Linked DNA regions of Homo sapiens: region 1 is linked to region 2. A link is a loop called in an ENCODE intact Hi-C map of the cell type or tissue named here. Cell type or tissue: PC-9. All regions are shown on one strand. Links, peaks and the distances in the headings refer to the core of each region. The heading gives the core; the rest is flanking DNA.

Region 1 (15,335 bases), core at 2,956-10,955, 95 kb before region 2:
ACAGTGTTAGTCCTCACAATTATACATACTTTGACTAAAATTACAAAATGAAAGCCCACTTCTAGGTGACATTATAGAAAACGAATTTAAGTATTTTATATAGAGTCATATGGAATTAAAATATATCTGCTTGTAGCTTCTGCCTGTTGATCCTTGATCTGTCACTGGAGATAGAGAGAACAAATGCTATCCTTCTTCCACATCTCGTTTCTGTAGATTTTGAAAATAGCTATGTTACTTCCCATTCTCTATTATTTCTACCCCCTTATTTTGTCCTCTGCAAATTAAATGCTCCTTCCAGTGTTCATTACATGGCAGCTGAAGTCAATTCACCATCTTTATTGTTCTCCTCTAAATGTGTTCTTGATAGTCTCTAGCACAAAAAATGTGTGATGTCTAAAATGAAGATATAACTTTGAGTGCTCTAAGAAGGGTGAAACAGAGGAGAACTATCAACTTGCCTGTTTAATATAATATACCTCTATTACTGCTATTTAATAATACAGATTGCTTGTTTATCAGCCACATTCTGCTGCTGGCCCACATCAAACAAAACCCAAAATTGTTTTTACATCTGATGTTGATAAGCAAGCCATTGCTACCCAATACTCCCTTGAATAGTTCTTTCAACGATGGCCTTCTAGAGACATTCCCCCCAACTTCCTGTCCCTCCAGAAAAGACTATCAGTAGCCAGTTCTCACCATGCCATGTTCTCAGGACCAGTCCAAATCCCGTGTCATACAGGCCAGGTCAGCCTTCGTAACCACTGCTGACTATTTACCAGCAGACTTGAAAACTTGATGTTTAACAAGAGTGACAACAACAAAAAAAGTGTGCCGTCTATGTGGAAATCTGGTGACAATGATTTGTTATTATTACTGCTATTCCCAGCCCAGATGGTTCTCCAGATGAAATGGATAAAAATTGGATCCTCTTTGTGACTGGTGACAGGTGCAGACTTGGCCCCTCCAGTGGGATTTCATCAGGCACACAACATACCGCCGGCATAGGAGCGTCCCACAGGTGCACGTGTGTTGCAGCAATCCCAAAAACTGTCAAGTGAATAATTGGCCTCTTATCTGGAGTCTTTAGAAGATTCCCTTCTGCACATCCTTTGAAAAGCTGTATCAGTCAGATTCTTTGTTTGCCAGCAACAGAAACAGGCTCTGGCTAACTTGAGAAGGAAAGGTATTTATTGGACAGACATGGGGGTCCTTCTAGAATTGATGAAAGGCCACAGAACCAGGCTTTGTACATGATGAGAACCAGAGGAGCCCTAGAAGCAGAGGTAGCTGAGATAATTTAGAATCCAGTCAGGGTACTGCTAAAATGAATGAAGTATAACACTTTATTTTCAGTTTTTGTATCACTCCTATCAAGATTTAAAATTTGGGACAAGAGTGTTTGATGGCTCAGCTATGTCTTAGGTGTATTTCCTGGCAAAAAGAAAAAGGGTGGGGTCTCTGGTTGGCAGTCCTAGCAAAGCAGCACACAAAAGAGCAATAACAACAAAATTATATTGAAGAGATGAAACTTTGACAAAGGTAGAGAAAGGAACTCAGCAAATTCTTCACTGAAGAAACAACTGAACAAAATTGTCAAAAAACAACTTTGAGACACTGAAAATTGACCAAAGGCATGCAAAAAATTTAGAATAGTTTATTCAAATAAACCTACTGACACTGGGCCAATGACACTGGGACTCTGATGTTTTAACCTGGGGCTGCACCCCTCATCCCCTCAATTCCATCAGTGTAGTAGATCTACCAGGTCAGGGTATACTGTGAAAACCAATAGCTTTTCTGCCAGAGAAGACTGACTTGATTTGAAATGAATATGGAAAATATCCCATGCCCTCAGACATCATGGAAAAGAGTAGTTGATTCACAATAGTGATTTCATTAGCAAACAAATGGGGAAGGCCAATGTTGCAGTTAGTCTGTGGTTATAATATTGGTTAGGATAAGCAACAGATCAGAAGCATAGCCAGAAATTTGACAGGGAGCTCTAAGTAACTAGACAGCCACAGTGAGACTTGTTAAGCTCCAAAATATCCCTAAAGGTCTGAAAGGCTGTGGTTATGTGCAAGGCTGACTGCATGTGCAGAAAAGACTGAAGAGGACACTAGCTATGTACACATGGCTGGCTGAATGTGAGATCTTGTGTACATGCAAAGAAAGCACAAAGTCTCCATAGAAGGTAAGAGCAGGGACAGAACTGTAAACTGCCTGAAATTTAAATGTGTTCTGCAATCCATATAGTGATCCATCAGCAAAGAGTAGAAGCTTTACTGACTTGATGTGTTTGAGCACAACCTCTGATCAGTTAGTAAGCTATGCTGAATCAAGGGTTAACAATAGTAATTAAAATTTAGGAAAAAAGTAAGAACAAAAAAGAAACTTTAGCAGAGATATCACAGCCACATATTATAGTAGAGAGACTTTATAGAGTAAGTCCAGGAAAGTCAATACACAATCAAAATCAGCAGTAACAACTCCTAGAGAGAGGGTGAGAATTTACAGTTGCTAAAATATACTATTTAAAATTTCTGATTTCCAAAAAGAATGTTGTAAGACATCAAAAGAAACAGGAAAGTAGAAAAAGCTCAGGGGAAAAGTCAATAGAAATTGTCTCTTAGAAGTCTTCTAAGATGTCAGACTTCACAGAAAAAAATTTCAAAGCAGCTAGTAAAATTATGTTCAAAAGCTAAAGAAAATTATATTTTATAAGTTAAGGGAAATTATAATGACAATGACTCATCAAATAGAGAATATCAACACACAGGGTTTATATTTTAAGAAGAACCAAATGGAAAACTAGAGTTGAAAAATAAAGTAAGTAAAATGGAAAGTACACTAAAGGGGCTCAACACCAGATCTGAGATGCCATAATAAAAAATCAGTGAACTTGAAGATAAATCAATAAAAATTATCCAATCTGAAAAAAGAAAAAAATGAAGAAAATTGAACAGATTCTCAAACAGCTGTGGAACTCCATCAAGCATAACAACATTCATGTAATGGGAATCCTGGAACAAGAGAAGTGGGGAAAAGGGCATAAAAATATTTGAAAAAATAATTGCCAAAAACTTTCCAAATTTGATAAGAGACATTAATCTACACATTTAAGAAGCTCCATTAACTCCAAGTATGATAAGAACAAATAGATCTACATTTAGATACACAATATATAAACTGTTGAAAGCTAAAGACAAGCTTGAAAACAGCAAGAGAAAAATAACTCGTCATGTACAGCGGGACAATACAATTAACAGCTGACTCCTTATCAGAAACAGAGGAGGCCAGAAGACAGTGGGAGGACATACTGAAGGTGCTGGGGGAGAAACATCTGACCACAAGAAATTAAATTAGATGTCCTCAACAGAGAAAATTGGGAAATTCACAAATATTTGAAAATTAACAATCCACTTCAAAATAACCAATGAGTCAAAGAAAAAATCACAAAGGAAGTTGAAAAATGTGTTTAAGTAAATGAAAATGAAAACACAACATATCAAAAATTTATTAAGTACAGCTAAAGCAGTACCAACAGGAAAATTTATAGCTTTAAATGCCTATGTTAGTAGAAAAAGAAAGATCTCAGATCAATACTTAAGCTTTCATCTTAAGAAACAAGAATGAAGGATGAAAGTAAACCCAAAGCATGCAAAGAAAGGAAATAATAAAAATTACAGTAAAAATCAGTGAAATAGAAACAAAATAATCCTGAAAAATCAATGAAACGAAAAATTTGCTCCATGGAAAAAATCAGTAGAATTGGCAAATTGTTAACTAGACTGACTAGGGGAAAAAAGAGACAGACACAAATGACAAAAATCAGGACTGAAAGAGGGGAATATCACTACCTATCCTACAGAAATTAAAATAATTAGAAGGGATTAGTGTCAACAATGTTATGGAAACAAATTAGGTAACTTAAATGTAACTTAAATGAAACTAAAGGATGCACATTATCAAATGGACTCAAGAAGAAATAAAAACATATGAATAGACCTATAACAAGAAAAGAAATTGAATTTAAAATCTCTTCACAAAGAAAACCCCAGAGACAGATAGCTTTATTGGTGAATTCTATCAAATATTTAAATAATAAAAATACAAATCCTTCCAGAAAATGTAGAATGGAAACACTTTCCAAAGAATTCTATGAAGCAAGCATTACCCTGATGCTAGTCAAACATATTACAGGGAAATAAAACTACAGACTAATAGTCACATGAATATAGATAAAAAACTCCTCAACAAAATATTAGTAAAATGAATCCAGAAACATATAAAAAGAATTATATACCATGACTGAGTGGGGTTTATCTCAGTATTGCAAGACTGGTTTAATATCTGAACATTAATTAGTGTAATGCACTATATTAATAGAATAAAGGACAAAAGCTACACAATTATCTCAACACATACATAAAAAGCATTTAACAAAATCCGGCACTCATTCAAGTAAAACATTTTCAACAAACTAGGAATAGAAAGGAACTTTTCAACCTGATAAAGGGCATCTATAAAAATCTTACAGCTAATATCATATTTAATAGTGAAAGATCTAGTGCTCTCCCCTCAAGATCAGGAACAAAGCAAGATGTCTCTCACCACTTTCTACTTAACATTGTGGCTAGAGGTTCTAGCTAGTAAAGTAAGAAAAATATTTTTCATTGAAATGGTTCCGATTAGAAAGGAAGAATAAAATGGTCTTTATTTAAAAATTACATGATCGTATGGGGAGAAAATCCTAAGGAATCCACTCCAATTATTTTTAAACTACTAGAATGAATATATGAGTACAGCAAGTTGCAGGACAGAAGATCAATATATAAAAATCAATTGTATTTCTACATAATAATACACATAACAATCTACAAAATGAAAATAAAATTTCCTTCACAATAGCATCAAAAAGACTAGAGTATTTTGAAATAAGCTTACCAATAAAGTGCAAGACTTGCACACTGAAAATTACAAAGCATTGCTGAGAGAAAATAAGAAAGATTTTAATACATGAAGAGACATTCTATGTTCTTGGATCAGAAGACCCAATATTGTTAAGGAGTCACACATCTCCATGCAAATCTACAGATTCAACACAATCCCTATAAAAATGCCAGAGTACTTTTCAGAAATTGACACGCTTATCTTAAAATGTATATGAAAAAGCAAAGGTCCCAGAATGGCCAGAACAATTTCAAAAAAGAACAATGTGGGAGAACTTTCACTTCAAAACTTATTACAAGCCTCTCTCTGTTGCTGCTTCTCTTCAGGAATTCCCTTGCTCTACTTCCTTCCTAGATGATGACCTCAGAGCCATAAACTTCGGGTTTCATCCTGTAAGGGACTCCCTTCTTAGGCCACCCTGTCTAGACACCACCCAATAAAGCTTGTTATGTATTACTGCATCTCGTGGTCATATCTTTTTCCTTGATCAGCCTCCAAAACCTTTGAAACTCTTATGATAACACAAATGACCCTTTAAAACATCATCAGAAGCAGGAAGCCAGACACAAAAGATTATGTATCGCATGATTTCATTTGTATGAAATGTTCAGAAAAGATATATATGTACAGACAGAAAACAGATTAACACTTGCATGATGTTGGGTGTGTGAGTGGGGATTGACTTCAGATAAACATGAGGAACATTTCTGGGGTGCTGGAAATGCTGAATTTTGGTGACGGTCCCACAACTCTAACATTTACAAAAATCATTGAATCGTACCTTTAAAACAGGTGAAGTTTCTGGCATATAAATTTTATCTCATGAAGTGGTTTAAACATTATAGTTGAGTGATGATTCCAAAAGAAAGAGGCCAGGCATGGCGGCTCACACCTGTAATCCCAGCACTTTGGGAGGCCAAGGCAGGCAGATTATTTGAGGTCAGGAGTTCGAGACCAGCCTGGACAACATGATGAAACCCTGTCTCTACTAAAAAACACAAAAATTAGCCATGTGTGGTGGTGCATATCTATAATCCCAGCTACTAGGGAGGCTGAGGCAGGAGACTCGCTTGAACCCAGGAGGCAGATGTTGCAGTCATCCGAGATCGTGCCACTGCACTCCAGCCTGGGTGACAGAGCGAGACTCTGTCCCAAAAAAAAAAAAAAAGAAAGAAAGAAAGAAAGAAAAAGAAAGAGAAAAAGAAGAATTAATAATGGGTATCAAAACACAGTAAATGCCCAAAGCACTTTGTGCCTCAAGCTGTTGTTGATTCCTGCTGTCATTGTTGGAAGTTAAGTGTATATAGAGTCATGCATGACTTCTATAGAGCTACGGTGCTATCTTTCTCATTGCTCATCAATGTAAGTTTCAGTTCTCTGCCTTCTGGGCATAGTGTGATTGTACTTGCTGGGTCCCAGTGGTTGATGCAACCATGTGACTGCTTCTGACTAATCAGTTGTGGGTCACTTCTGGGATCAGACTTGCCAGTGGAAGGAGCTCCAGGGTATTCCTTTTGACTGTCATGGTGACTGGCAATGTTCCATATGACTGAGACTCTGACAACCCCTAGTCAACCTTGATGGACAAGTAATGCAGGTAAAATAAATATTTGCTGTGTTATGCCCCTGAGACTTGGAGGATATTTGTCATCAGAGAATAATTTAGTCTCCTGACTGATACAAGGCAGCCTTATTGGAACCCAGTATTTTTTGGTCTGAATCTTAGTCATATCAATTGTCACTAATGGTTGTAGCACCATTTACAGAGCAACTGCTATGTCTCATATGCTCTGCAAGGTACCTGACTTATCCCTAATTCTCATAGCACCACTTCTGAGTAGAAATTACTTTTTCATTTTACAGATGAAAAAACTGAGCCTCAGGAAGTCTCAGTAATCTGAGTAAGAAGATATAAGCCTGTCAGTTGCTAATATGAAATGCGCTTATTTATTCAACAAATATTTGCTGTTACTTATTACCTACTGATCGTATATGCTGGGCACCAGGACTATGATGGTGAGCAAGACAATCACAGTTCCTCCTTTGCAGGGTTCAGATGCCACAGCCCTCCCCTAGAGATTCATTCAGTTATTTGAGGAGTGGACTCTGGAATCAATGCTTTCCAAAAGCTCCCGGGTAATTACACTGAGCATCAAGGGTATAAGTCACTGGTTTGGAGTCCAGCAGGCCCAGTTCTTTTGACTCCAAACCCAAAATGTCCAGTCTCATCGCAAAACCTCTCACTTTTATAGATCCTGTGCCAGGTTTGACTGGGCCGAAGCCATCAGCTCATGTCCTCTCCTCATGTCCTCTCATAGACTTCGTCATAATCATCTTTGTACCCTCAGCTGTCTCCCTCTCTTTCTCTGCTGGAGGTGTCTGTGTTACAACAGAATGTTTGAGCTGGGCAAGATCCTAGTTATAAAGATCAGTGGTTTTCTAATGTTTTCAAGCTATTAATGCCTCTTTTTTCCAAAACAAATTCTTATAAAAGCACAATATATGATGCAGATATTGAAAAAGACCTGAATAGAATTAGGAGTGGGATCCAAAGGTTGTTTTTGCTCTTTTTCCTTCTCACCTGCGCAGCTTTCTCCAGAATTCCTAGAGCTCTGAAGGACATAGTTTGAAAACTACCAACATAGCCCTATGATCCCATGGAAGCCACTGGCATAGCCCTACTCCCCCATGAAAACCTCTAGTGTAGCCCTGCTATCCCATGAGAACCACTGGCGTAGCCCTACTCCCCCATGAAAACCACTGGTGTAGCCCTACTCCCCCATGAAAACCACTGACATAGCCCTACTCCCCCATGAGAACCACTGGCGTAGCCCTACTCCCTCATGAAAACCACTGACATAGCCCTACTTCCCCATGAGAACCACTGGCATAGCCCTACTCCCTCATGAAAACCACTGACATAGCCCTACTCCCCCATGAAAATCACTGGTGTAGCCCTACTCCCCCGTGAGAATGACTGGCATAGCTCTACTCCCTCATGAGAATGACTGGCATAGCCCTACTCCCCCATGGACACCATTGGCATAGCCCTACTACCCCATGAAAATCACTGGTGTAGCCCTACTGTCTCATGAGAATGACTAGCATAGCCCTACTCCCTCATGAGAATGACTGGCATAGCCCTACTCCCTCATCCTGTGGGCAGAGCAACTGAGCCCAAGAGAAAGAAGGACTTCCCCAGGACTCCACTACTTCATCAGTGTCAGACACTGGGGCATCTTCTCACTCCCTATCTAGTGCTTATGCCACTACAACACAGAGCCTCCCACACCATGTTCCTCGTAGCACCAATGTTCTTCTAGAATCTGAAAATATCCAACCAAGCAATAGCAGGACCAATCAGAAAAGGCCCTTTGGAGGAAGGAGTGGCTGAGCTGAGGCCTGGAGAATGAGTTGGTGTTAGGCAGGCCAAGGGAGGCAGCTTGTATTCTAGCTCAAGGAAGCTGTCTGTGCAAAGGCCCTGAGGTGAGACAGACAGTGGTAACTTTAGCAGCTGACAAGTCTAACCAAGTCTTAAGAGATGAAGCTGAAATTACTACCAGGGGCCAGATCATGAATGACATGCTACGGAGTTTGAACTTGGCCTTTGTCCTAAAAGCAATGAGAATAACCTGGAGAAATTATATATTACAGAGTCTCACTCTGGGTCTGGTGAGGAGGGTAGTTTAAGTTAACAAAGAGTTGACACAGACAGCACAGTTCAGCTGCTGTGATAACACATAAGGGGAAGCTTAGTACCAGGGCAGTGAAGGCATGGGCAGACTGAATAGGGAGGCAATATTGGCGGGGCCTGATGAATGATCAAGTCGGGAGGATGACAGAAAGGAAAACACCAAGGATGGAGGCTGGGTTTATCTCGTGGGCATTTGGGTTGATCATGATGCCTTTCACTGTGACAAGGAACAGAGGAGCAGGAGCCTGGAGTGAAGAAGGTATGAGAGCCATCCATCAATCAGACGCACTTGTCTCTAAAAATCAGGAAACTCAATCCCAAATGGCTGAGACGATAAGGGTTTGCACTATCTCATATTACAAGAAGTTTAGAGGAAGGGGAGTTTCCAAGCTGGTTAATTCAGGAGCTCAACAAATGTATCAAACACCCAGGTTCTCCTGACTCTGTGCTGTCACCCTCAGTGTATCTGTGGGCACACCTCATGGTAGCAGGATGGCACAGCAGCCCAAGGAGTGACACTGTCACACATTGAATCAATTTCCTAGGGCTGCCCTAACAAAGTGCCACAAACTGGGAGCTTAAGACAATAGAAATGCATAGTCTCACAGTTCTGGAAGCCAGAAATCCAAAATCAAGGTGTTGGCAGGGTTGGTTTCTTCTAAAGGTTCTGAGGGAGGATCTGTTCCATGCCTTTCCCTTAGCGTCCAGTGTAGTGTAACACTTGGTGTTCGTTCCTTGTCTTACAGCTGCAGAATTCCAATCTCTTCTTCCATCATCAAATGACACTCTCTCCATGTCCGTATCTTATAAGGGCACCAGTCATATTCGATTAAGGGCCCACTCTACGCCAGTACGACCTCATCTTAACTAATTACATCTACAATGAAGTCATTCCCAAACAAGGGCACATTCTGAGGCACCAGGGTTAGAATCACAGTATATCTTTTTGGGGGGACATGATTCAATCCACAAGCCACACCAAGTTAGAATGGGGATATGATGGTTCATTTTCTGTGTCAACTTGACTGGGCCACAGGGTGATATTTGGTCAAAGGTTATTCTGGGTGTTTCTGTGTGGGTATTTTTGGATGAGATTAACATGTGATTCAGTAGACTGAGTAAAGCATATTGCCCTTCTTAATGTGGGTGGGCCTCGGCCAATCAGTTGAAGGCCAGAATAGAGCAAAAAGGCTGCCCTTCCCATCGAGTAAGAGAGCATTCTTCCTGCCTGACTGCCTTCCAACTGGGACATTGGCTTTTGTCCTGCCTTCAGGAAACACGAGTTCTTCCTGGGTCTACAGCCTATCAACCTTTCAACTGGAATTTACACTGTCAGTTTTCCTCACTCTCAGATCTTTGTGTTTGGGCAGGAATTAAATCATTGGCTCTCCTGGGTCTCCAGCTTGTAGATCTTTCGACCTGCCAGCCTGCTTAATACATAATAGCATGAGCCAATTCCTTATGATAACTTTCTCTCTGGCTCTCTCTCTCTCTCTCTCTCTCTCCACACACAGACACACACACACACACAGAGTGATGGTTAATACTGAATGTGAACTTGATTGGATTGAAAGATGCAGAGTATTAATCCTCAGTGTGTCCATGAGGGTGTTGCCAAAGGAGATTAACATTTGAGTCAGTGGGCTGGGAAAGGCAGACCCACCCTTAATCTGGATGGGCACCACCTAATCAGCTGCCAGCAAATAATAAAGCAGCCAGAAAAGCATGAAAAAGTTAGACTGACCTAGCCTCCCAGACTACATCTTTCTCCTGTGCTGGATGCTTCCTGCCCTTGAACATCAGACTCCAGGTTCTTCAGTTTTGGAACTCTCTCTGACTCTTCTTGTTCCTCAGACTACAGATGGTGTATTTGTGGGACCTTGTGATCGTGTGAGTTATTATTTAATAAACTCTCCTTTATATATATCTATATATCTATTCCATTAATTCTGTTCCTCTAGAGAACCCTAATACACACACACACACACACACACACACACACACACACACACCCCTCTTATTGGTTTTATTTCTCTGGAGAACCCTGACTGATACAGGGGTACTAGCTCTTCTTATTATCACTTTTACCCTTTTTTTTTTAGAGCTAAGAAGCCTTACTCAGAAGCTCTATTCTCATTGGCCAAATTTGGTGAATGAGGCTAAAATGATTGCCTTAGACCAACCTGAATTAATCCAAGCGACTCAGGGGAGACGTGGCTACTGGAACAAAATTAAGAATCCAGCATGGAAGAATGAGGAAAGGCCTGCCAGTGTCAGCTGCAGCAGAGGGCAGAGGAGTTCACGGCCAAGCACGCCTAGGTCAGGACCCAAGCATACAGGCACAGCAGATAGGAGTTGGCCAGAGACCAACAAACTCAAGTCGAGGATCCAGTCCAGCGAAACATTTCCTGGTGTATCTTTCTCAAGGCCAGGACTCATCCCAGCAAATGAGTCTGCTGGAATCTCTAAGTGTGTGGAAATGGGAAGGTGCTGAAGGCAGACCCTGTCATCCAATCTTAACAGGAAGAAATATTTCCCCGGCTACGGAAATGTAGAGATGTTGGAGATTTTGCCCACTTGTGTCCCATGACTCATTCTTACCCTTCAGATGAATCTGAAGATGCTGCTGCCCTTCAGCGAGTCCTCAGTGGCAGACACATCATCCGTCCCTGAGAGGCAGGCTGTGAACATCCATTATCACAGAAAGTAAGTCCATCTCCACACACTGGGTGTGGCAAAGAACTGCAAACATGGGGTCCCTTCTCTTCCGGCACTTATACTCTACTCCAAATCCCAAAACATAAGCCTATAATTAACATCGCTCCTCTCTATAAGGAATACCTTCTAAATGCAGGATGACCTGACACGTCCGTTGCCATTTCTTTCTCACAACAACATAGCGGGTTATCTTTATAGTTATTCCCATTTTGCAGGTGAGGAAATGGAAGCTCAAAAATATTCCCTCCGTGTTCAATTTACATGAGTGGCAGAGTTGGGACTCACACTCAGCTGTGATACCAAAGCCTGTATTCTCACCCACAGTATCTGTGGGGACAAATAATGTCTATTGGAGTTTCAGAAAGAGAGAAATGTTTGCAGATGGGATAGGGGTAAAGAGCACAGATTTCCTGAAAGGACAGTAGTTTAATGAAGCTCACCTTGAACGATGAATTGAATTTATTCTACACTTGCTTTCCTTTCTCAGTGTGAGACAGTGAGACACAGTAGGAGCAATGAATCTCCCAAGGTCATGCCACAAGTCACTGGCCAAGCCTGGCCTGTCACTCAAAGCTCTGAATTCCCAGCTCACTGAACTCAGCGGTTGAAGCCACCATGGTGGGGCTGCGTCAAAATAAGTCTGGAATAAAACACCCACCTACAATGTTTCCCCTTCTTCGACTTTTCCCCACTGTGTCCCCTGTCTTCTCCACAAACAACCTTCTTATGACCCTTCCCACTGATCCATAAACTGTCCCAGGAAATGCCAGGATCTGAACATCATATTGGCCATGAGGGACTCGGTCAACTTCTTTGCCTTCTGGCTGTTTTAAATAAACAAAGGGCAGTTCACAAGTTATTAGTAAATACCAAGGCTTAGTTTATTGTATAAAACTTCAATCCAACAAATAAATGAGCCATCAAGTTTGAATTTATGTAGCATTCAAAACACATTAAAGCCATTTGACCATGACAAAGGCCTTTCCTGCTTTGAATGATGAAGCCAGTACTGCAAATACCCTTTGGATGAGACATTAAGTGAGGTCCTTTCAGTTGGTCTCTGGGGACTGTCAAGGTGGAAAGTAAAGATTCTGAAACTCTGCTAAAGAATTATTTGGGGAAAATCCCATCCTGGCTGATATCGCCTTTCTCAAAAAACAAACCTACAAACAAAAACAAATTTAAAAAAGGGTTTGTAAACCTATAACAGTCAGAAGAATTAGTCACTCATCTAGCTGACCACTCTTATGCCCTTATTTCCCTTAAGATATCCCGGAGAGACACCAGGGAACACATGGGTTCTCACGAAGGGATGCTGGTAGCTTATTCTATGAGGCTCCAGCTTCTATTGTGGCCTGTCTGTGAGCAGTTTCTCCATCTGCAAATTGGCTGTAATACCTCAAAGGGCATGATGAGCAATGAAGAGATAATACAGGAAAAAGCATTTTTTTAATTCCAAAGTGCTGTTCAAATAAAAACTGTCATTATTAATAATATGTAAAGATAAGGCTGGGCCTGGTGGCTCAAGTCTGTAATCCCAGCACTTTGGGAGGCTGAGGCAGGCAGATCACCAGGTCACAAGTTCGAGACCACCCTGGCCAACATGGCGAAATCCCATCTCTACTAAAAATTCAAACAGTAGCCGGGCGTGGTGGTGGGTGCCTGTAATCCCAGCTACTTGGGAGGCTGAGGCAGGAGAATCACTTGAACCTGGGAGGCAGAGGTTGCAGTGAACTGAGATTGTGCCATTGCACTCCAGCCTAGGCAACAAGAGCAAGATTCCGTCTCAAAAAAGAAAAAAAAAGTAAGGATAATAGTCAGTCTCACCTTCTCCATTTTAGTTTGCTTTCTTTTGCTATAGGCAATAGAAAGTTTCTCATTTCTGTGGCTGTTTCTACTTTTGCAAGGAGCCCTTGGGGCTTGCAGCTGCTATTAATGATTATGGGAGTCTTGGGATTTGACACATTGGAGTTAAGCTCCCTCTGCAAGGCCTGAGCCTCTGCATAAGCAGGCAAGTTTTAGGCAGGCATCCCCTGGAGATGTAGAGTGCCTAGAAGGAATTCTATTTGTGTGGCCTCCTTCCCAATGCACCCCCCAAGCCCAACCCAAATGAAGATCAAAGACAACATTGAAAGTATCCCCTCCACAAAACACCAAAAAAGTAGAAATCCAATTAGTCTTAGTAGGAGGGGTTGAGAAGGGAATATGTATTCAACAAACAGTAGCTGTAATCCCAGCTAGTAGGGAGGATGAGGCAGGAGAATTGCTTGAACCCAGGAGGTGGAGGTTGCAGTGAGACAAGATCCTGCCACTGCACTCCAGCCTGGGTGACAGAGTGAGACTTCATCTCAAAAAAAAAGGTTGCTTTGAAGGTTAAAGTTCAAGTGAGATGATGAGGGTAAAGCCTCCAGTATAACATCTGGAAACTACTAAGTATTTGCTACAGACTGAATATTTGTGTCCCATCCAAAATTCATATACCAAAACTTAACCCCCAATGTGATGGTATTAGGATGTAGGGCCTCTGGGAATGATAAGGTCATAAGGTGACTAAGCCCCTGAATGGGATTAGTACCTGTATTAGTCCATTTTCACACTGCTGATAAAGACATAACCAAGACTGGGCAATTTACAAAAGAAAGAGGTTTAATGGACTCACAGTTTCACATGACTAGGAGGCCTCACAATCATGGCAGAAGGTGAAAGACACATCTCACATAGCGGCAGACAAGAGAAGAGTACTTGTGCAGGGAAACTCCCCTTTACAAAGCTATCAGATCCCATGAGACTTATTCACTATCACAAGAATAGCATGGGAAAGACCCAGCCCCCCATGATTCAGTTATCTCCCACTCTGTCCCTCCCACAACATGTGGGAATTGTGGGAGCTACAATTCAAGATGAGATTTGGATGGGGACACAGCCGAACCATATTAGTACCCTTATAAAAGGGACCCCAGAGAGCTCCCTCACTTTTCTCACCATGGGAGGACACAGGGACAAGACAGCCACCTATGAACCTCCTTCAAAAGGAAGCCAGCCCTCATCAGACACTGAATCTGCTGGCATCTTGATCTTGGACTTTGCAGCCTCCAGAAATGTGAGAACAATTTCTGGTGTTTATAAGCCACCTAGTCAATGGTATTCTGTTGTAGCAACCCCAAGAGACTGAGACAGAATTGAATATATGATAGCTATTTCTCCTACTACTATTATTATACCATGGTGGGATCTCAGAGAACAGAATCCTGCTCTGGCAGAAGGCACTGAGGAAAGCCATGCAGATTATCAGTATATTCAGGGAAGGTCCCACGTCCTAATGGAAAGACACAGCTGAGCAAGTTCCTGAGGCTGCCTATGAAAAGACAGGCAGATCTTTCGGCTAAACCACAAGATTCCTGGGTGTGTGTGTCCATCCAACCAACAACATATTTTTAAACACATCACGTGTACCTGGCACTGAGTATAAAGTGGTGAACAGATGTAGCTCTGCTCCTGTGAAGCTATAGGTGAGGAGGATGGAAAAAGTTAACACAAACACATAAGCAAATAAATATGTAATCACAAATTGAGAAAAGCTGAATGAGCGTAATGTATAGAGTGCTGTGCTACAGAATAATCTAGGAGGTAACCTATTTAGAATAGATGATCAAGGAAGACCTGTCTGAGGAGGTGACATTTAAAACAGACTTGAAGGATAAGAAGCCAGTCAGCAGAAAAGATTGGGGCAAAGTGACTTGAGACTTGCCCAGGAGGCTTCTTAATAGCAAATCTTGTTGGCAAAATGGCTCACCTGCAATGTTTCAACCAATGTTGCAGCAAAAGCTGGTGAGTGACCCCTCTTCATCATTAGTGCAGAGATGAGATCATCTGGCTTTAAAGGTGACCCTAGAGAGATCCCACCACAGGGAGCTGGGATATACTAAACAAAGACACCCGTAGGGGCTGATGAGTTGTCGTTCAA
Region 2 (15,335 bases), core at 2,310-10,309:
GAGGCATGCAACTGAGCCCAACTGGGATCACCCATACCACAGTCATCCTACAGAACCATAAGCATGAGAGTAAATTCTGGTTGTAAGCCACTGAGTTTCTACGTGGATTGTCAAGCAGCATTATGTGGCAATAGAGGATTGACTCCATATTATTCACATTATTAGCAATGCCTGGTCCAAAGTCAGGCATGAGCTGTAATAATGGCTCTTTCTCTATAGCTACACAGCTTTGGGCAAGTTAGCTAAACTTTTGAGCCTCAGTTTCTTAAACTATATATAAAAAAGTAATAATAGCATGACTTTCAGCACTGTTGTCAGGATTAAATGTGATCATCTATATAAAATGCTTAGCATAGCCTCTGGCCCAGAGTAAAGATTCTATAAATCAGAGATCACAAATTGGAAGTGTGTCTTCAAAAAATTCAATTAATTGTCTCTATTGGGATCAATTACCAACTGCCAACTGGGAAATTCTGTATTTTAAAAAATCCAGATTTATATCTTCTCTTGAAAAATCAGAAAATCTTGTGACACCGAGCCAGCATTCCTATACAGCAACAATGGATAGAGCCGGGGGTAGCATATCACTGTGTGTAGAGTAGAAAACCTGACCACAGGGGCTTAAATAAGTAAGGGGTTAATTTTCTTCTTGCAGCTAGATGTCCAGGGCTGGCAGTGAGGCTGAGCAATGCCAGCAGGGACCTAGGCTCCTCAGCCTTGCTGCTCTGCTGTCTTTAAGCATGAAGTGTTTGGTCCTCATGATCTCAAGATGGCTCCTGCACAGCAAGCTATGGCATCTGTGTTTCAGGCAGGAAAAGGAGGAGGGAATGGCAAAGGAGCAAAGGACAAAATCTCTCCTAGCAAGACTTTGCTTTTTTATACAAGAAAGGAAGACTTTCCAGGGACTTCCACTTATGTCTTACAGGTTAGAAGTGAGGCAGCCTGGGCAACATGGTGAAACCCCTTCTCTACAAAAAATTAAAAAATTAGCCAGGCCTGGTGACATGCACCTGTAATCTCACTCAGGAGGCTGAGGTGGAAGGATCGTTTGAGCTTGGGAGGCAGAGGTTGCAGTGAGCTGAGGTCGCACCACTGCACTCCAGCCTAGGAAACATAGCGAGACCTGGACACACACACACACACACACACACACACACACACACACAAAAGAAATAAGGGAGGGAGGAGGGAGAGCATCAGGAAAAATAGCTAATGCATACTGGGCTTAGTACTTAGGTGATGGGTGGATAGTTGCAGCAAACCACCATGGCACATGTTTACCTATGCAATAAACCTGCACATCCTTCACATGTGCCCCAGAACGCAATAAAATAATAAAATAAAATAAAATAAAATGAAACAAAATAAAATAAAATAAAATAAGGAAAGAAAAAACAGGAGAACAAAAAAGAAAGAAGGAGTTAGAAAGATGTTGAGTAACTCAAGCTAGAGTCTCTCAGTTTAGCAACTCTCCCAAGCCATTTACCTTCCCTCCATGGCCCCTGAGTTTGCCTGTGTTTGCAGCTCCTGCCATATGTGGTATCTGTTTTGATTACTCTCAGCTGAATCGGGCACAGTTTTGGAGTGCACTCTTCAGTCTCCCTTCTGGCTTAGCCCTTCTAAGCTCATGACAGAACTGAATGTCCAAGGTCCCCCACACCCCAGCTACTTTGCCACATTCTTTGCCTTTAGCCTCTCGTCTAGGGCAGGGGCAATAGACAGTGTGCTCAAAGAAGAAATGGGAAGTTTCTGGGCCACCTCTTAAAGATAGCTTTGAGCATACTAGCCATATTCTTGATGCAGCCTTGGCTAAAACTGAGAAAATACTTTTCCCTTCCACTCTCTTTGTCCTGTTTTTTTCCTTTAGATGGACATTGATAGTTTCATGCCATTTTTCAAGGCAGGCGACTGAAGTTCCAGGAGGTGACCTCTATTTACTACAATAAAATTAGTGATTTATAGAAAGTCAGAATTCTGCAATTCCCCAAACTCCCCTTTTATCCCTAACTACTGTGTCAACAAAGCACCCAGCATCCAGCCTGGTTCAAAGGTCTGAACTGTGTAGCAAAATAAATCATTTTAAAAATCCCAATAGTAGTGTATGGTGTGAGCATTCTTAACTTGAATTGAGTAAGGAGGAAGAGAGCAGATGCAGCCAACCTTGGCTGTGGTTTATTACTCAAGTTGATGTGGGGCAGAGAAGATTGGATATTTAATGTCAATGATACCGTGAGAGGGGGTGAAAAATTCCAAGTTCCACTAGAAAATAACAAGGTAAAATTTAGGTCCCATAAGCCCTAGCCTATTTTTTCTTTCCTCCCCCTCCCCGACTGTCACTCTCCCAGTTTTTTAACCTTCTTCCTTTCCTCTCTTCCTCCCTCCCTGCCTGCTGGTCTATTTCTGAGTCCACTGTTGAAGGCCTAGCAAATTTTTTAGTAGGGCCCTAATTTAAGTTCCTCATTGACATTCTAATATATGCAGAATGCCGATCCCAAACTCACTTATTCAAATGCACTGGATGTTGTGCTTTACATCACAATGTTCAAACCTAAATCTCTGGAGTGCACAGAGCTGCCCAGGGTCTGTGTGTGTGGGGGCGGGGGGGGGGGGGCGGGGAGGTGGGGTTTGCCTTGTTTTGACAAATTTGTGCATTAAAGGTGGTCACTGCTCCAGGCAGCTCAGGAATCCTGGAGAGGAAAGTCCTGTCCACGAGATAGGGGAGTAAGCTTGACGAGTCTGGCTGTTCAGTTACATCAGCTCACTGCAGTTTAGCAAATTAGTTTTGAGCTCCTATTACATTTAGGCGCAGTGCTTGGTGCTGGGGATACAAAGACTCACAAGGTATCATCCTCCCCTCAAGAACTCACCACCTAGAGGTGGGGATGGACCCCAAATAAATGATATGCCCTTCCAGAGGAGCTCTACATCTCCTAAGACCTGTGCTCCTTGAACTTTAATGTGCACACAAATTCCCTGTGGTTCCAGTGAAATGTCAGTTTAGATTCATTAGGTGAGGGTGGGCTCTGAGATTCTGCAGGTCTGATGAGCTCCTGGGTGATGCCCAGGCTGCTGGCCAGGGGCCACACTTTGCCCATTCTAAGGTTGGGTGTCCGCTGTGAAGAGGCAGCCTAGAGGGCTGCTGAGTAAGAAAAGCCCCAGGGGCCAGGCATGGTGGCTCACACCTGTAATCCCAGCACTTTGGAAGGCCAAGGCGGGCAGATCACTTGAGGTCAGGAGTTCAAGACCAGCCTGACCAACATGGTGGAACCCTGTCTCTACTAAAAATACAAAAATTAGCCGGGCATGGTGGCGCATGCCTGTAATCTCAGCTACTCAGGAGGCTGAGGCAGGATTCAACCACTCGAACCTGGGAGGCGGAGGCTGCAGTGAGCTGAGATTGCTGTACTCCAGCCTGGGCAGCAGAGCCAGACTCGGTCTCCAGAAAAAGAAAGAAAAAAAAAAGCCCCAAGGAGCAAGTAGAGGCTGTGTCTTCAGAAGCTTGTGCACTTAAGAAGCATGTGCCTCCACTCAGAGTAAGGAGTGCAAACTCCTTTTCCAGGCTTTACCCATCTTCGTAAGGCCACCTGTCTCAGTGTCTGTGGCGTGTGAACCAGAGCAACTCCATCTTGAATAGGAGCTGGGTAAAATGAGGCTAAGGCCTACTGGGCTGCATTCCCAGATGGTTAAGGGATTCTAAGTTACGGGATGAGACAGGAGATACAAGACACAGGTCATAAAGACCTTGGTAATAAAACAAGTTGCAGTAAGAAACCACTGAAAACCCATCAAAACCAAGATGGTCATGAGAGTGACCGCTGGTCATCCTCACTACTACACTTCCACCAGCGCCATGACAGTTTATGGATGCCATGGCAATGTCAGGAACTTACCCTATATAGTCTAGAAAGGGGAGGCATGAATAATCCACTCATTGTTTAGCATATGATGGAAAAATAACCATAAAAATAGACAACCAGCAGCCCTCTGGGTGTTCTGTCTATAAAGCAGCCATTATTTTATTCCTTTATTTTCTTAATAAACTTGCTTTCACTTTTTTGTATGGCTCACCCTGAATTCTTTCTTGCACAAGATCCAAGAACCCTCTTTTAGGGTCTGGATCGGAACCCCTTTCCTGTAACAATGGCGTTGCCATAAACCAAAGGAGCATTTTTCGGCTGTAGCCTGAGTGATTTGACTGTTTCCGGAGGCAAATATTTGAAAATGAAACAGCAAACCAGTGCCTAGGGTTAGGGGAGAGTCAGTGCATTCTAATTATTAGGTCACCCTTCATTTCTCTTTTCTGTCTTCATTGGAAAAAGAAGGCCAGGTGCAGTGGCTCACGCCTATAATCCTACCACTTTGGGAGACCAAGGTCGGAAGATCACTTGAGCCCAGGAATTTGAAACCAACCTGGGCAGTACAGTGAGACCTTGTTTTACTTAAAAGAGAGAGAGAAAGAGAAAGGAAAAAGGAGTTTTTTTAGTGCCCTGCATATTCTGGAAGTCTCCATGGAGGCTCTTTTCTCCCTTGCTCCTTGTCTCTTAAAGGTTACTGTAGATGCTAGAGCCTGTTTTGTCCTTCTGAATCTCTATTTAGAAAACTTTTCCTTCTCATTTCTTGTAAAGGATCGTGTCAGGGACCCACCATGTGGAAAATCTTTGGAAGATCAATGAGTTCCCAGTCCACAAAGCTCCAAATGTGTGCTATTGTATCAGCTATCTATTGCCATAGCTGAGGCTGTATAACAAACAAGACCTCATAAGCAGTATACTTATTGCTCATGCATCTGGTGGTGGTCAGCTTGCAAATTCTGCTGGTTTCACTCACATATCTGAAGGTCATCCAGTTGTCAGAAGATCTAGGCTGGTCCTGGCTAGTCAACTGGAGAGACTGGGGCGCTGCTCTGGGTACTGTCTTCCAGCAGGCTCTCCCAGGCATGTTTTCACAGCAATGGTGGAGGCTCAGGAGTGCAAGCAGACACGTAGTGCTTTTTTCCAAGCTTACACTTGCATTATGTCTGCTAAAATCCCATTTGTCAAAGAAAGTCACATGGCTTGGCAGAGTCAGAGTTGGGAGTGTACTGCAAAGTTACTTCAGTAAAGGGCATGGATATGGGGAGGAGAGAAAAACTAGAGCCATGAATGCAATCCATCTACCACATCTTTCACATGCAACAGTGTAACTTTACACTTGTAGTTAAGCTGATCCAAGCAATATCTTTGCATACAGCAAACAGCTACCCTTCTCTGCTCCCAGAAAGACAACAGCTGCAGAAAGTCAAGAGCAAACAAAGGCATCTGAGAGGAGGGAGAGCAACAGTATTTACTGACAATGCTCTATTCATAATCCACATTTAATTCAAACTCAAAAGGATGCATTTACAATCTGCCAGGTTTTAACAGCCCCACCCTTTAAGTGGCATCTATGCAGCAGTAGAAATAGTAAGCTTTCTGCCTCCTTCAAAAGCAAGGGCCTGAGCTCACAAGGTAAACAAAGGGTAATGAAACAGCAAATGGCAGAGTGTCAAGTTGTTGGAAGGTGTCTAGCGGAATGCCATGGGGACACGGTTTCATTCTGGTCTCATTTAACATCCTCATTAATGATCTGGAAGAGGGAGTAAACAGCACCTTAATTATAATCACAAGTGATGCTAAATTAGGATTTCTTGCCTGCATCAAAAGAAGGGACTCTGAAAGGACCAAGTGGGAGATGGAATTCCAGCTTAAGAAAGGGAACTAGCACCAAGGAAAAACTATCACAGCATGGCTGGGCGCAGGAGCTCACACCTGTAATCCCAGCACTTTGGGAGGCCAAAGCAGGTGGATCAATTGAGGTCAGGAGTTTGAGACCAGCCTGGCCAACACAGTGAAAACCTGTCTCTACCAAAAAATACAAAAATTAGCTGGACATAGTGGCGCATGCCTGCAGTCCCAGCTACTTGGGAGGTTGAGGTGGGAGGATCACTTTAGCCTGGGAGGTGGAGATTGCAGTGAACCGAGATTGTGTGCCACTGCACTCCAGCCTGGGCGACAGAATGAGACCCTGAAAAAAAATAAAGAGAGAGAGAGAAAGAAAGAAGGAAAGAAAGAAAGAAAGAAAAAAGGAAAGAAAGAAAGGAAGGAAGGAAGGAAAAAAGAAAGAAAGAAAGAGAAAGAAAGAAAGAAAGAAAGAAAGAAAGAAAGAAAGAAAGAGAAAGAAAGAAAGAAAGAAAAAGAGAAAAAGAAAAAGGGAGACAGAAAGAGAAAAATATCACAGCACATGCAGCAAAGGAAAAAGTCACTTGTAAGCAATGAGGCCAAAGGGCAAGGAAGCTGCCTGAAATTCTTTCTGGGAAAACCCAGGGTATTTGCAAATAAACCTTTTGGTTTCAACCTTGTTTTCCCTTGGAAAAACCTTGTTTTTAAGGGAAAAGTTTACAGCAAGCAGGTGGTATCAAGAAGTTACAGGTAGACATTCAGCCGGCTGTTCGGGGTGACGAACTTTCCATTCCAGAACCATAGCCCAATTTGTCTGTAACTTTGCAGAAAAGGCCCGGGCACTGGTGAACGCTGCTGTGACTTATGCAAAGCCTGGATTGGCCACATTTTGGTACTACGCCAAGGTTGAGCTGGTTCCTCCCACCCCTGTTGAGATTCCCTAGAGCTAGTCAGAGCCTGAAAACAATAGTCAATAGTGCTCAGACTGGTAGCTTCAAACAGCTCACAGTTAAGGAAGCTGTGCTGAATGGTTTCGTGGTCGCTGAGGTGTGGATGTGGTTTTGTGTTTAGCCAAGTGAGGCGTGAATGGTTATAATGTTTAAAGACCAATCTTTTTTTTTTTTTTTTTTTTTTGACGGAGTCACTCTGTTGCCCAGGCTGGAGTGCAGTGTTGCAATCTTGGCTCATTGCAACTTCTGCCTCCCAGGTTCAAGCGATTATCCTGCCTCAGCCTCCCGAGCAGCTGGGACTACAGGCATGCGTGACCACGCCCAGCCAAATTTTGTATTTTTAGTGGAGACAGGGTTTCACCATATTGGCCAGGCTGATCTTGAACTCCTGTCCTCGTGATCCACCCACCTCAGCCTCTCAAAGTGCTGGGATTACAGGTGTGAGCCACCACACCTGGCTGAAAACCAGTCTTTAACATCTGATTATATGTGATTTATTATTTGAGCGTTCTTTGACCATGTGTGATCAGACAGCTATCTGAATAAAATAAGATTTGTCCAAAAAAAAAATATATATATAAAGGGCCAGGCGCCGTGGCTCACGCCTGTAATCCCAGCACTTTGGGAGGCCTAGGCGGGCAGATCATGAGGTCAGGAGATCGAGACCATCCTGGCTAACACAGTGAAACCCTGTCTTTACTAAAAATATAAAAAAATTGGCCAGGCGTGGTGGCGGGTGCCTGTAGTCCCAGCTACTCGGGAGGCTGAGGCAGGAGGATGGCGTGAACCCAGGAGGCGGAGTTTGCATTGAGTGGAGATCGCACCACTGTGCTCCAATCTGGGTGACAGAGCGAGACTCCGTCTCAAAAAAAAAAAAAAAAAAAAAGTAATAAATAAGCGTAAGCTGCAGCAGGAGAAGGGGAGAAACACAATGTAATTTGAAGTATAAGCCGGGGAGCAGGAGACGCTTGACATTTTTTCCTTCATATTTCCCTTCTCCCATGGGGACATAAGACCACAAGGGCGGGGATTTGTGTCGATTTGTTTTCTGCTACATCTGAAGCACCTTGAATTATGCCTGGCCCATAGGAGTTACTTAATAAATATTTGTTGAATGAGTGATAATGGAGTGTGACTTCTGAAGAAGGAATCAAAAGCAGCTTTCTAGCCAGGTATAGAGGTGTGAGCCTGTGGTCCCAGCTACTCAGGAGGCTGAGATGGGAAGATTGCCTTGAGCCCAGGAGTTCGAGTCCAGCCTGGTCCACATAGTGATACCCTGTCTCAAAACAAAACAAACAAAAACAAGATATTTCTCTTCATAAGGTGCAAACCAGTCAGAAGGCTGACTAAAAACCAAAGAAACAAAACAAAAACTGGGGGTGAGGAGAAAACACAGAAAATGAAAACCAGGCTGGGCGTGGTGGCTCACCCCCATAATCCCAGCACTTTGGGAGGCCGAGGCGGGTGGATCACCTGAGGCCAGGAGTTCCAGACCAGTCTGGCCAACATTGTGAAACTCCATCCCTACTAAATATACAAAAATTAGCCGGGCGTGGTGGTGCATGTCTGTAGTCCCAGCTACTCGGGAGGCTGATGAAGGAGGATTGCTTGAACCTAGGAGACGGAGGTTGCAGTGAGATGAGATCTCTGCACTCCAGCCTGGACAACAGAGCTAGACTCCATCTCAAAAAAAAAAAAAAAGAAAGAAAAAAAGAAAACCAATAAAATAAAACTCCCCAGAGAGCAGAGGCCCTATTGGTTTTATTACAGTGCAAACAGTTGTAGCAGTCATGGTGCTTAAAGATGCCTGGTACTGTTCTAAATACATTGCTTGTATTATTCTACTTTATCATCACAATAAAACTATGAGGTATGTTCTATCATTCCCTCATTTTATATTTGAGGTACAGAAAGGTTAAGTCTGTTTTTCCAAGATTCTATAGTGAGAGTGATGGAATTTAGAGAATTGAGAGGAAATCAACAAACACAGTCAAAACAGCACAGGCAACTCTTCCCAGCCTTCCCTTCAGTGAGACACGCCCCAGTGAGAACATGACACTGAAGAATTAACACTGCCCTTCGCCCTGACTGTGGCTAGGAGAAACCATCTGCAGTCTTCCTTTTTATTCTTTCATCCACCCCCCTCCTTTTTTTTTTTTTTTTTTTTTTTTGGAGACAAGAGTCTTGCTCTGTCGCTCAAGCTGGAGTGCAGTGGTGTGATCTTGGCTCACTGCAACCTCTGCCTCACGGGTTCAAGAGATTCTCCTGCCTCAGCCCCCTGAATACTTGGGATTACAGGCACGTGCCACCACACCCAGCTAATTTCTATATTTTTTATTAGAGACAGGGTTTCACCATGTTGACCAGTCTGGTCTCAAACTCCTGGCCTCAGGTGACCCACCCGCCTTGGCCTCCCAAAGTGCTGGGATTACAGGCGAGAGCCATTGTGCCCAGCCTCATCTCTTTTTCATGTAAGTAAAGATCTGGAAATGTATGTTTTGCATGTGCATCCTTCATTATGTTCTGTATATTACCGCATACCTCTGTCATTTGAATGTATTCAGAGTTGAATACATCAAACCACATATATTGTACTTCACAAGTGATTTAAGGAACTTTCAAGGAAAACGTTTTATAAGAATCATTTTTTTGTCCCATAGTTTGACTTTAGAACAAAAATTTCATTGTCCTATTTCCTCCTCCCATGAAACCACTCTCTGTTGCTTGGTGGGAAGGACTGAAGCTAAAGCGGAGAAAAGCTGTGGTTGGAGAGAAAATCCTGGAAGCATCAGGGAACTGTGGTTCCTGAAGCTGGTCCCCTGATTCTAAGTTTCTTGCCCAAATTACTAGCTTTTTTTTTTTTTGGCCTGTTAAGGTTTAGCTTCTGTCTTTTAACAACCAAAAAAAAAAACAAACAAACAAAAAAAAACAACTTTAATAATGTAATCAGCTTAGGGTCTGTTTAATTTTAAACAATCTGTGCTTTGGTTTTGGGATTCTAATGCTGATATTAATGGGGGATCAATTTAGTAGTATTCCGGGGACAATAGGAAACCATTGTTTCACCAACATGGTGAAACCCCGTCTCTACTAAAAATACAAAAAATGAGCCAGGTGTGGTGGAATGTGCCTGTAATCCCAGCTACTCAGGAGGCTGGGGCAGGAGAATCACTTGAACCCGAGAGATGGACCAGGTTGCAGTGAGCCGAGATGGCGCCACTGCACTGCAGCCTGGGTGACAGAGCGAGACTCCATCTCAAAAAAAAAAAAAAAAAAAAAGTTGCTCTCCAGAAATCCAGGTAACAACAGAAAAGCATTTTCCAAAGTTTGCTCCTGTTACAATAAGGTGACCATAAAATTTATCCTCCAAACTGATATACTTTGGGGAACAAAGGAGAATGCCTTTAGCAATTATGCAAGGACAAAGGACAAAACAGGACTGGAAGTCCTATGTAAAATGCGCCTCAGCAAAGGGGCTCCTAGGCCCAATAAGTTGGGAAGTCTACACATTATTCTTCCTTCGTTGAGAGTCACGACACCCATTCTATTAAGAGCCCTGAGTCCTATAGTAAAAAACTGTACTAAATGTCATCTAAACCAGCATTTCCCTAATGGATTTTATTATGAAATCTTTATTTTCAGTAACAATTACTAGCATCCAGGGACTCCCTGTTTCGAAGAACATACTTCAGAAAATGCTGGCCTTGCAATAGACACTGGGGAATACTAGATGGGGGAGGAAGGGACGGAGGGAAAGGGATAAGAATTGAAAACCTAACTGTTGCCTTTAACTATGTAACAAACCTGCACATCCTGCACATGTACCCTGGAACTTAAAATAATTTTTTTAAAAAAAAGACAAAACAGCCGGGCGCGGTGGCTCACGCCTGTAATCCCAGCACTTTGGGAGGCTGAGGTGGGCAGATCACGAGGTCAGGAGATGGAGACCATCCTGGCTAACACAGTGAAACCCCGTCTCTACTAAAAATACAAAAAAAATTAGCCGGGCGTGGTGGCGGGCGCCTGTAGTCCCAGCTACTCGGGAGGCTGAGGCAGGAGAATGGCGTGAACCCAGGAGGCGGAGCTTGCAGTGAGCCGAGATCGCGCCACTGCACTCCAACTTGGGCGACAAAGCGAGACTCCGTCTCAAAAAAAAAAAAAAAAAAAAAAAAAAAAAAGGCAAAACAAACAAACAGAAAGAAAACCTAATTGTTTGGTATTATGCTCAGTACTTGGGTGATGAGATTATTTGTACCCTAAACCTTAGCAACACACAATATACCCAGTTAATAAACCTGCACATGTACCCCGTGAATCCAACATAAGAGTTGAAAAAAAAAAAAAAGCAAATGTTAACCTTGAACCTGTCTTATTCAGACACAGCGTAACTTGCTACCTGCATTAATGACTTGAATGGAAGGCCGCCACAACAAAAAAATTTTCCCAGCAAGCTCCTACTTGATTGGAAGTTCTACTACTATTTCCTCCTTTAGAGACCTTTGAAAGAATATGCACATTATAACGGGGTTAGGCATTATGTCATCTGGAAGGAATAACTCATTAGCTAGCTAACATTAGCAGTAATTAGTTTATCTAAATAGCCATTTACCACCCAAGGATTCTGAGTGGAGAACAGGTCCCCCAGGAATTGCCTTCATAAGAAGAGTGGGGGCTGGGCACGATGGCTCATGCCTGTAATCGCAGCACTTTGGGAGGTCAGGAGTTCGAGACCAGCCTGGTCCAACATGGTGACACCCCATCTCTACTAAAAATACAAAAATTAGCCGGGTGTAGTGGTGGGTGCCTGTAATCCCAGATACTTGGGAGGCTGAGGCAGGAGAATCGCTTGAACCTGGGAGACAGAGATTGCAGTGAGCCGAGATTGCGCCACTGCACTCCAGCCTGGGCAAGAGAGAGAGACTCTGTCTCAAAAAAACTAACTAAATAAATAAATAAAAATAAGAGTGGGGAATAAAGAGTATGGAGTATGGGACACTGGCCTGGCCTGTGCAGTATCTTAGTGGTGGGTTCTCGATTAATATGGTTCCCAGAATTTGCTCCTTTGAGGGTCACTTCTCTTTGCCTGCTGCCTCATATCTCTACTTCTAAAAGATGTTGCCTCCCAGACAAACTAAAATTACTCACTAGGAGCTTTCGTGGCCTGACTGTCATCTATTTTCTGGCCTGCCCTTTACCCTTCTCATTCTGAGAATATTTCTTCCCAACTCCAAACATGAGGCCCTGGAAAGGGGTTCCCTGACCTTCTAACATTCAACTTTTGGACGTAGTGATTAGTCTAGGGATGTGTCGCTGGATGAAGTTGGACCAATCGGAGACATTCCCTGATATTTTTGACATTTGGATCAGGGTGAGTGAATCTCAGTCCCCCTTAGGTCACCAAAGCCATTAGATATGGGTATGAGAGCTGCCAGCAGCTATGTTTCCAGGAGAAAGCTGGCTGCTAAAGTTTGTATGTATCCCCCAAAGTTCATCTGTTGGAACTTGGTCCCCAGTGTGGTGGTACTGAGAGATAGGACCTCTAACAGGTGATTAGGTAGAGCCCTCATGAATGATTAATACTGTTGTAGAAGGAATGGGTTCTGCATAATAGTACAAATTTGGCTCCCTTTTTTCTCCCTTTCTGGCCCTCTCTTGCCCTTCTACTGTGTGATGCCTTCTAGCATGAGAAAATGCAACAAGAAGGCCCACACCAGATGCAGCCCCTCGATCATGGACTTCCCAGCCTCCAGAACTATGAGCCAAATACATTTCTTTTTCTTTTCCTTTCTTTCTTTTCTGAGACTGAGTCTTGCTCTGTCACCCAGGCTGGAGTGCAGCGGCGCAATCTCAGCTCACTGCAACCTCCACCTCCTGGGTTCAAGTGATTCCTCTGCCTCAGCCTCCCGAGTACCTGGGACTATGGGCACCCGCCACCACTCCAGGCTAATTTTTGTATCTTTGGTAGAGAGGGGGTTTCACCATGTTGGTCAGGCTGGTCTCGAACTCCTGACCTCAGGTGATCTGCCTGCCTCAGCCTCCCAAAGTGCTGGGATTAGAGGCATGAGCCACTGCGCCCAGCCATATGAGCCAAATAAATTAATGTTCATTATAAATTACCCAGTTTGTGGTATTCTGTTGTAGCAGCAAAGAACAAACTAAAACACTAGTCTTAGAGCAGGCTTTCTCAACTACTATTGACATTTTTAGTGAGATAATTCTTTGTTTTGGGAGGCTGTTCTATACATTGTGGGATAATTAGCAGCAGTTTTGGCCTCTACCTACTGAATGTCAGTAAGCACCTTTCCCCAAGTTGTGACAATCAAAAATGTCCCCCAGATATTGCCAAATGTCCCACGGGAGGTAAAATAGCTCTCCCTCTCTGGTTGAGAACCACTGGCCTGCAGCATGGAGCCCACACTCGGAGAAGAGCACAGGTGAGAAATGGGGAATAAGAGAATGCCCCAGTGACATTTAGGGCCCGGCTTCAGCTGTCGCTGAGACTCAGCACACCCCACTTATTTCTGTGGATTGATTTCATGAGCCAATTAACTCCAATTTTTCCCCTAAGCTAGCTCAAGTTGAATTTCTCTAGTTGCACACAAGAGTGTTAATCTATATTTTCTATTAGGATTTTTGACAAACTGAAAATAGCTCACTTCCTTGTTCTCCTCCTGTGCCCACCCCCTCCAAGTCCATGATTATATTCAAAGACCTTATGAGTCAGAGCTCTCTACTCCTGTACTAGACAGAGAAGTTGGAGGCATGAATGAGGGCAGAGGGAGTAAAAATGAGCCCACCATCCCCACCTCCACCAATGCATACAATAAAAACAGTTCCTCTCCTCTCCCCAGGAAGTAGCAGAAATTTGTTCGCCAAAAGATAAGCTGTTTTGGGGTTGTTTTTTGTGTGTGTGGTTGCGGGGAGACATGGAGACAGTAGAAATGGGGGAAGGTATTTTTTTCTTCAATAGTGGTAATAGGCTAAGCAAAAAAAAAAAAAAAACAGATAGAATAGAAAGCTTGTGTCTCAATGTCAGAAGAAGGCTTTTCCCAGAGAAACACATCTATATTAGGGAATTTCCTGGGTGTCAAAGCCAGTGACTACACCTCTGTATCTGAGGAGAGGCTGTAACCTGTCCTGACAGCCCAGCTCAGAGCTACACAGACATTGCTTTCTTGGGCCACCAGGCCTTGGACCATTCTCTACAACCTCCATGCCTGCCCCAGGATTGAGCTCAGTGACCTTCCCCCATCAAAGTATCCAGGCCCCATGCAAAGAGAGCTTGCCTAGGCCCAGCTTCAGCACACAATTGGAGATTAGAACTAGGTGCCTGGAACTGGGTAGGCTGGCACTCAGGCAAGAAAGCACCAGGAATGTTGGAATACTTCTACACTGCTGGGTGAGCAGATGCTATCCTGAGCCCGCTGGGTGTGCCTTTGCAAACCCAGCAAATTCCGGGGGAATTAAAGGGTTAATGCTGCACAATGGGCAGCCCCAGAGCCCCATGGATTGATTTCATGGGCAAGCCCTGTTCTTTTCTGATTAATTAGTACTGATGCCTTCCTGGTTGTTAAATATTTTGAATTACACACCTGCAAAGGGAAAACAGACCTGGGCAAAAGGGGTGAGAGGGTGGCAAAGACTGCACTTATTTTTACAACACTGCTTTGGAATGATCCTGCATTGCCATTTCTTCTTTATGGATGCATTTTTTCTGAAAGCATTTTGGACTTGCCCCCAGTGACGGAGTAGCCTTGGCTCCCGTCAAAGACGAGGGCACTCACAGTCCAGCAGGGGAGAGAAGACATACGTGTGAGAGCTACGGGTGACGGAGAAGGTGCTCTGGCTGGAAGGCTGGGACTCAGCTGACGGATACCTTCATTTCCCGTGGAGGTCACGCTGCATCTCTGCAGTTTTCCAGGGAGTTCGGATATATTGGCAGTGTGCATCCATGCTCTGTTTTGGTCCCTCCTGAGGGGCACACAATTGCTAAGTCTGCTGGTATGTATTCCACTTTTTCCTACCACAGACAAAATGCACCCACCACCCTGGCCACATCCAGGCTTTGCTGTGACCCACTGAGCCACCAAAAGACACGTGTGTACCACGACACTGATGTGATTAAATGGGAGCTAAATTTAGAGCAGAGAAGGGTTCTGTAGCAATTTCCTTAGATTACTTTTAGTCTTTCTAATTTAGGCAAAGCAGAGATGCTCCAGCATTCCTCCTTAATTCAACTTATACTCAGGTCAAAGGTATTTAAAACCAACCCTTTAAAAATGACTGCTGTTGAGAAAGCAAAGGAAACAGCTGTGGATAATGGTGAGCAAAGTTCATTCTGGTCAAAATACAAGAAAGATCCCAAAATGACCCCTTTAATAAATACCCGCTCTCTTTCTTCCTGAATTTATTTGTCCTTCCACGGTACGGTCCCATCCCTCTGCCATTCTGTGCCCCATTACAGCAGGATCTTAATGCTCCTGCAACAGTCAGCTATTAGCTGATAAGGCTTAACAACTCCCAGTAGGGATTTGCATTTTAATAGAGAATTATTGAAGACCAAAAAGCTTTCAGGGTCCAAAAGAACAAAGCACAGAATTAGAGGCTGTGAGGTGGATATTCTAGGGGGCAGAAAATTGTCCAGATTATTCTCAAGTTGTACCACATTTATTTTGTCCCCTCTGCAAGG

What was found. Peaks named below come from ENCODE experiments on the same cell type or tissue, not always from the same donor. Only the 100,000 strongest peaks of a DNase experiment are listed, where the experiment ranks them.
Region 1: a loop joins it to region 2, with 14 times the contacts of the local background. A loop is called at or near these places in 3 of 110 quality-filtered maps.

What each region holds. Positions count from the first base shown.
Region 1 is chr4:24,744,806-24,760,140 of GRCh38, reverse strand. No RefSeq gene overlaps it. Among named protein-coding and RNA genes, the nearest start is that of SOD3, 43 kb to the left of the region's middle. RefSeq lists an enhancer at 12,048-12,593. In PC-9, for the core only: no CTCF peak of the experiment used is centred there; DNase peaks (open chromatin) are centred at 5,370 and 6,460; H3K27ac peaks cover 3,117 bases.
Region 2 is chr4:24,649,536-24,664,870 of GRCh38, reverse strand. It overlaps LINC02473 (long intergenic non-protein coding RNA 2473), which reads right to left and starts at 4,971. Exons shown (of 2, transcript NR_183976.1): 1 at 4,828-4,971. It also overlaps the pseudogene ATP5MGP3. RefSeq lists an enhancer at 6,316-6,957. In PC-9, for the core only: no CTCF peak of the experiment used is centred there; DNase peaks (open chromatin) are centred at 5,480, 6,650, 7,760 and 8,660; H3K4me3 peaks cover 1,012 bases; H3K27ac peaks cover 3,594 bases.